2 separate regions of the Homo sapiens genome follow, and region 2 is linked to region 1. Evidence: read pairs that join two places in POLR2A ChIA-PET (ENCODE). Cell type or tissue: K562. All regions are shown on one strand. Each heading gives the region's core, and the rest is flanking DNA. Links, peaks and the distances in the headings are about the cores only. Region 1 holds the start of FAM110D (family with sequence similarity 110 member D). Region 2 overlaps MAN1C1 (mannosidase alpha class 1C member 1).

Region 1 (2,898 bases), core at 160-2,659:
CGTAAGTGTGAAAAATAATAAAACCTCCCCCAAAGATTGTCATGGGGATTATGACAAAGCAGCTAATGGCATTTTGAAAAGTGCTGTAGCAACAAAATATGGAACTATCACCAACAAAATCCCCCCTTTAGGTAATAAAAACCTTTTACCGGGAGATGGGCCTTGGGTTTTCAGACCCACTACTGACTTGACAGGCAGAGGATGCAGTTCCAAATGTGGATTTGGAGCTGGGCTTTGGGCATCTCTCTCCCCCCTCAGCTCCTGTTTCCTTACTCATTAAGTGGGGGGTCATTCCTGCTGGACGCCTGTCTAGGGTCCTTGTTTGGGGGCGGTCAAAGGAGATCAGAGAGCACAGACGGGAATGTGCTTTGCAAACATGAAAGAGGGCTAGAAAGGAGGAGGAGGGACTTGGGGAAGGTGGCCAGCCAAGGGGGGAAAGGAACCTTTGGCCTGAGCACTGGTCTTAGTCTGGGCTGGAGAGTTTAGTTTGCCTGCTGGGGAGAGGGGAGGTGTCTCCTATGAGGTAGGGTTTCACCTTGAGACATAAGGTGTCAGAGAAGAAACTCTGATGGAAGAAGCTCTAAGAGGCTCCAAGTGTGGGCAGAGAAGGAAGCGGGCCAAAGGACCTGGGCTTGGCCCTGGAATCAGCCCCTCATCACTGTCTTCCCAGGCAATCCCATCTGCCATGAAAGGACCTTGGCAGAGGCAGCTCCAGTGGGCTCCAGGGTCACCTTCATGACAAGACTTGCCGCCACAGGCTCACCTGCACATCTATAGCACCAATGCCCCCACCCTTAGGCTGCAGATTCCTGGTCTCGCCCCCAGGGAAAGCAGGCTTGACACCACCCAGCACCCAGACCAAGACAGGTCTCAGCCTGCTACAGAGGGAAAAAAGCAAGTTGACTAGAACCCTGTTCTGCCTTCCCATTCAGACTGTCAGAGCATCTGCCACAGCCCAGGGAGGGGGCTGATCCCACATACGGAGCCCCCACCCCAGGCCTTTGGAGGAAGCCTGGGGATCAGGAGGCCTTGTTTGGAGTCCTGGCTCTGCCCAAGCTCACAGTGCTTCCACAGCCAATCACCTAACCGGGCTGGGACTGTTTGACCATCTGTAAAATAAAAGGAGCTGGACTTGGTTCACAGGTCTCCACAGCGCAGGACTGTGATCAGGAAAGAGTTAATGGAGGCCAGGATCTGCCTCAGGAAGGCGAGGGTTAATTTGGGGGGCGGGGGGTGGAGGCTTTCTCTGCTTTTCCTGTGGAGAGTGAGGTTTGGCTGCCACCAAAGTTACTTCTAGTCCTTGCTGTCCACTCCTGCCCTCAGTCTGGACCTGCCCAAGGACCCCTGCAATTAGGCCTCCCATGCAGAGGTGAGTGTACCCTGAGCCCAGGGCTGGGGTAAGAAGGAACCCAGGGGCCTGAGGGCAGGGAGACTGGTGCCAAACTAGTGAGCCTAAAAGATGGCCCATGCCCAGAGCAGAAGCCTTGGGCAGAGTTGAGACCACAAGTTTCAGGACTGGGAGAAGGCAGGCAAAGGAATGGAGGGCCCGAGGCTGCCTGCCAGGCTTCTAGGGCGGGATGTCTGAGGTCCGGCCTCCAGGCTAGCCCAGAAGGCAGGGAAGAGGCTGTGGATGACAGACTATTTTGGTCCTTGTGATTAGGAACTTTTTATAGTCTCCCTGCTCAGGGCTGGGGAGAAGAGGAGAGGACAGAGGGCACCCATGGGGTCAGACAAGCAGTGCCTTCCTGGGACCTTGGAATCTGACCCACTGCCAAGGAGACTCCCTGGGAGACAGGGAGGGGGACACTGCCAGACTCTCCTTGGTTCCCAGGCCTCAACTACCTATGAGCAGACTGACTACACACTAGATGCTGGGTGCAGGGGTGGGCTGGACCTGGCAGGGTCTCTGCCCCAAGGCCTCTCACAGACTCCTTCCCCACTTCCCTGGCTAATTCTGTTCCTTTGTTGTCCCCAGATCCAAGGTCCCTCAGCCTCCAGGACTCAGGGGGAGTAGGGGAAGATAGGGGTGGGGTCGGGTGTGCAGGGCCATGTGGGTGGCCCATTCTGTTACTGCCAAGAGAACTGTCAGCTCTTGATTTACAACCCCTCCTCGCTCCTTGCCCCAGCAGAAGGGAGGTGGAAAAGGGTCATGAGGTCTTAGGATAAAAAAGGGACAAGGACCCTGGGGGCAAATTTCTGGGAGTGGGAGCGCAGGTTATTAGGAAGAATTAGTGGAAGGAACTTTTTAGTGAGGCAAGGGGCCCATTTCTAACGGAAATTGCTTGGTTTTATAGCAGCGGGAATACACGCAAAATATCAGTGAGTTCTTTTTTTTTTTCTTTTTTTTTTTTTGAGACGGAGTCTCGCTCTGTTGCCCAGGCTGGAGTGCAGTGGTGCGCGATCTCGGCTCACTGCAACCTCCGCCTCCCAGCTTCAAGCGATTCTCCTGCCTCAGCTTCCCAAGTAGCTGGGATTACAGGTGTGCGCCACCCCGCCTGGCTAATTTTTGTATTTTCAGTAGAGATGGGGTTTTGCCATGTTGGCCAGGCTGGTCTGGAACTCCTCACCTAAGGTAATTCACCCACCTCGGCCTCCCAAAGTGCTGGGATTACAGGCATGAGCCATCGCGCCTGGCCTCAGTGGGAAGTTCTGATAGGCAAGTGAGAGATCCAATCTGAACTGCAAGGCAAGAAACCTGGGTGACAAAGCAAGACTCCGTCTAAAGAAAAAAAAAAAAGAAACCTGGGTTCCAGTCCTGGCTCCTAACTCTCAATAGGACCTGAGCAAGCCCCCCTCCTCTCCAAGCCAGTTTCCTCTTCATGAAATGGAAATGCAAAGGTTAAACAAGGTGATGTTTACAGTTTGGCATTCTGCGATCCCCTTGGCAGGGGCAGAGTA
Region 2 (2,898 bases), core at 232-2,731, 380 kb before region 1:
GACAGGCCAGACTTGTGAAGAGGGTTCTGAGTGCCCATATCCTTGGGGCCTGGGACCAGGCCTCAGCAAACTTAGAGGGTCAGAGGCTAGGCAGCTGCCTAGAGCACCACGCAGGCACCACGCGGCCACCGCTGTCCCAACAGACGCTTTCCTGATCTCGAAGCTGGGCAGCTCACCTCCACCTCCCTCCTCTTCCCACAGGCAGCCCAGCCTGAGGGACCCCCCCACCCTAGTCTCTACTGGCCCTTGAGGCCTACCCTGCCCTCAGCCTCCGGCCCCACACCTAGGTGGAAATTTAATGGCTGTCTTGGGGGAGGTGTCAAAGGCAGGTGTGGGGATTCCAGCAGGTTCCCTGGTGGATGCTGAGCCTTCTCTGCCCCTATCTCCCCCACCACCCCCGTGCCCATTCCGAGCATTGCACTCAGACGGGGTCCAGGGCATGCTCAGGTTTACTGGCCCTGTTAAGTCCACCTGCTTCCCCAGGACCATTGTTCTTGGCCTTCAAAGGCCAAGCGTCTTGTGCTCCTATGCCCAGTCCATAGACCCCCTCCGTGGGTAGAAATTGTATTTATCAGCCTATAGGCAACACGGCAAAACCCCATCTATACAGAAAAATACAAAAATTATCCAGGCATGGTGACGCACGCCTATAGTCCCAGCTGCTTGAGGGGCTGAGGCAAGAGGATTGCTCGAACTGCAGAGGTTGAAGCTGCAGAGTGAGCTCTGATCGCCCCACTGCCCTCCAGCCTGGGCGACAAAATGAGACCTTGTCTCAAGAAAAAAAAATGCATTTATATAGAAAGATGAATGGCTTGGCTCACTTGCCTCCAGCCCAGGGGCCATCTCTCCTGAGAATCCCTGGAGTACCAAGTCCGTCCCCAAATCCCAGCCCATGGCCATCACCCGTGGCTTCTCTTCACCTCTGCCTACCACTGTGGGTGAATCTGTAAGACCAGCCTAGTCCCCTGAAACACAAAGAGAAGCTTCCTCTAAGTTCAAACCAGGTGAAGAGCTCAGGACAGGCAGCCCATCGGGCCAGAGCTCTCAGAGGTGTGGGTGGAAGGAGTGTGGCCCCTCCAGCCTGGGGACAGGTGGCTAAACCCCGAAAGAATAATTTGACCTTCTGTTCCCACAAATGCCAGGAGTCCCCAGCCAAGGGGTGGGGGTGCTGTCTGCTTTCTTCTAGCTCCAGCCTGCCAGGCATGCACAAGTCTTGAGGGGCCTTTCCTGTCCCGTGTTAAGGCTGTTTTCCTCCTCCTCTTCCCCTTCCTCAGGCCTTGGAGAAATACTGTCGGACAGAAGCCGGTTTCTCTGGGATCCAAGACGTGTACAGTAGCACCCCCAACCACGACAACAAGCAGCAGAGCTTCTTTCTAGCGGAGACACTAAAGTGAGCAGTGTGGGCTCTTCCTAGGGATGGACAGGTGGGAGGTTGAGGGTAGGGGTCCGCAGTCCCTCCCCTCCACAGTCAGGTTCTGTGGTCACAGGACGGGAGCCCAAAAGGGGTGAAGGGCTTGGGATCCAGAGGGCTGCACCCCAGGTGTGAGCCTTGGGCCAGGCCGCTTTCTCGGAGAGTGAGACTGGGCTAGAATCCAAGTTCCCTAGGGACGCACCGTGTGATACCGCAGGTTCCTTCAGTTTCTCGCTTATCTCCCCAGGTTGCTTCCGTTCTGGGAACCGCGTCCTCGTGTGTAAAATGGGATAGGGTTAACGATGATGATGTCAGTGCTGGTTGCTGGCATTGACTTTCCCTCCTGTGGCCTCTGCAGTGTGGCTGCTGTGCCCTCCTCGATTTCATGCCATGGAAGTTGGCCATCCCACTTCCTCACTGTTCCCCAAAGCAAGCCCCTTGTGCTTTAACCCTTTAGGGTGGGTCAGAATGATCAGTTCCTTCCAGTGAGGAAAAAACCCACAACCTGGAAGCTGGAGTTCTAGAGTCACAACCCCATGTTCTTCTCAGTGCCCCAATGTGTACTCTGAATATAGAGTCTTAGTGGGCAGCAGCGGGGCACGTGAGAGTCAACTGGACTGCAGCAGCCCTCAGGCACCCCTGCAGAGAATCTGGACCATAAGGGCTCACATACAGGGCCGGGCAGGTGAAGCTGGCTGATGGCAGAGCCAGGGTAAACTAAGTCCTTCTGACCCCAAAGCTCAAGGCTTTTCTCTGCAGCCACAGCCTCCTTCCCCAGGACTAGCACCCCCACCCTGCTGCCCACAGTTTTGGGGTTGCAAGGCTCCAGACCTTGACCATAGGCCTATCACAAAGGCCCTGAGACTTGTTCCCAGGCCCACCCTTCTTCCCCAGGCCACTGACAGACTGTGTCTTGCTTCCCTGCCCTGCGTGGGGCACAGGTATCTCTATCTTCTGTTCTCTGAAGATGACTTGCTCTCCCTGGAAGACTGGGTGTTCAACACCGAGGCCCACCCACTCCCGGTGAACCACTCAGACAGCTCCGGCAGAGCCTGGGGCAGACACTGACCCCATCTCCTGCCGCCGCCCTGGGGCCGCCGCAGGGATGCCTTGCCTTTTCAGGATTTGAGACTGTTCTCAAAGGGATTGGGAACGAAGGCCCCATCTCGGGCAGACCCCCAGCAGATGTGTCGGACAAGCAACTTCTTTTCCTCTGTGAGGAGACAAGACTTGGAGACTCAGCGATGTCAGGCCAGGGCCATGGCCACACTGGCCCACACATTCCTTTCTACAGAGAATTTCTATGAAGCCCACTCACTTGCCATTCCAGGGCCAAAGGACCGGAGGTTTGCATATCCGCCCCTTGTATTTGATTTGCTTCCTTTTGGTTTCTTGGTTTTTGTTTTTGCTTGATTTTGTCTTTTCTCTACAGTTTAGTTTTGTCACAATTACACATATAGTTTTCAAAATCATGCACTTTCTAAAAT

What was found. Peaks named below come from ENCODE experiments on the same cell type or tissue, not always from the same donor. Only the 100,000 strongest peaks of a DNase experiment are listed, where the experiment ranks them.
Region 2: POLR2A ChIA-PET joins it to region 1 with 6 read pairs; 1 of 35 experiments calls an interaction of 5 or more read pairs at or near these places.

What each region holds. Positions count from the first base shown.
Region 1 is chr1:26,157,758-26,160,655 of GRCh38, forward strand. FAM110D (family with sequence similarity 110 member D) reads left to right here and starts at 1,322. Exons shown (of 2, transcript NM_024869.3): 1 at 1,322-1,369. In K562, for the core only: no CTCF peak of the experiment used is centred there; no DNase peak of the experiment used is centred there.
Region 2 is chr1:25,781,311-25,784,208 of GRCh38, forward strand. It overlaps MAN1C1 (mannosidase alpha class 1C member 1), which reads left to right. Exons shown (of 12, transcript NM_020379.4): 11 at 1,275-1,390; 12 at 2,353-2,898. The coding sequence ends at 2,479. Among named protein-coding and RNA genes, the nearest start is that of SELENON, 17 kb to the right of the region's middle. RefSeq lists an enhancer at 2,412-2,898. In K562, for the core only: no CTCF peak of the experiment used is centred there; a DNase peak (open chromatin) is centred at 1,651.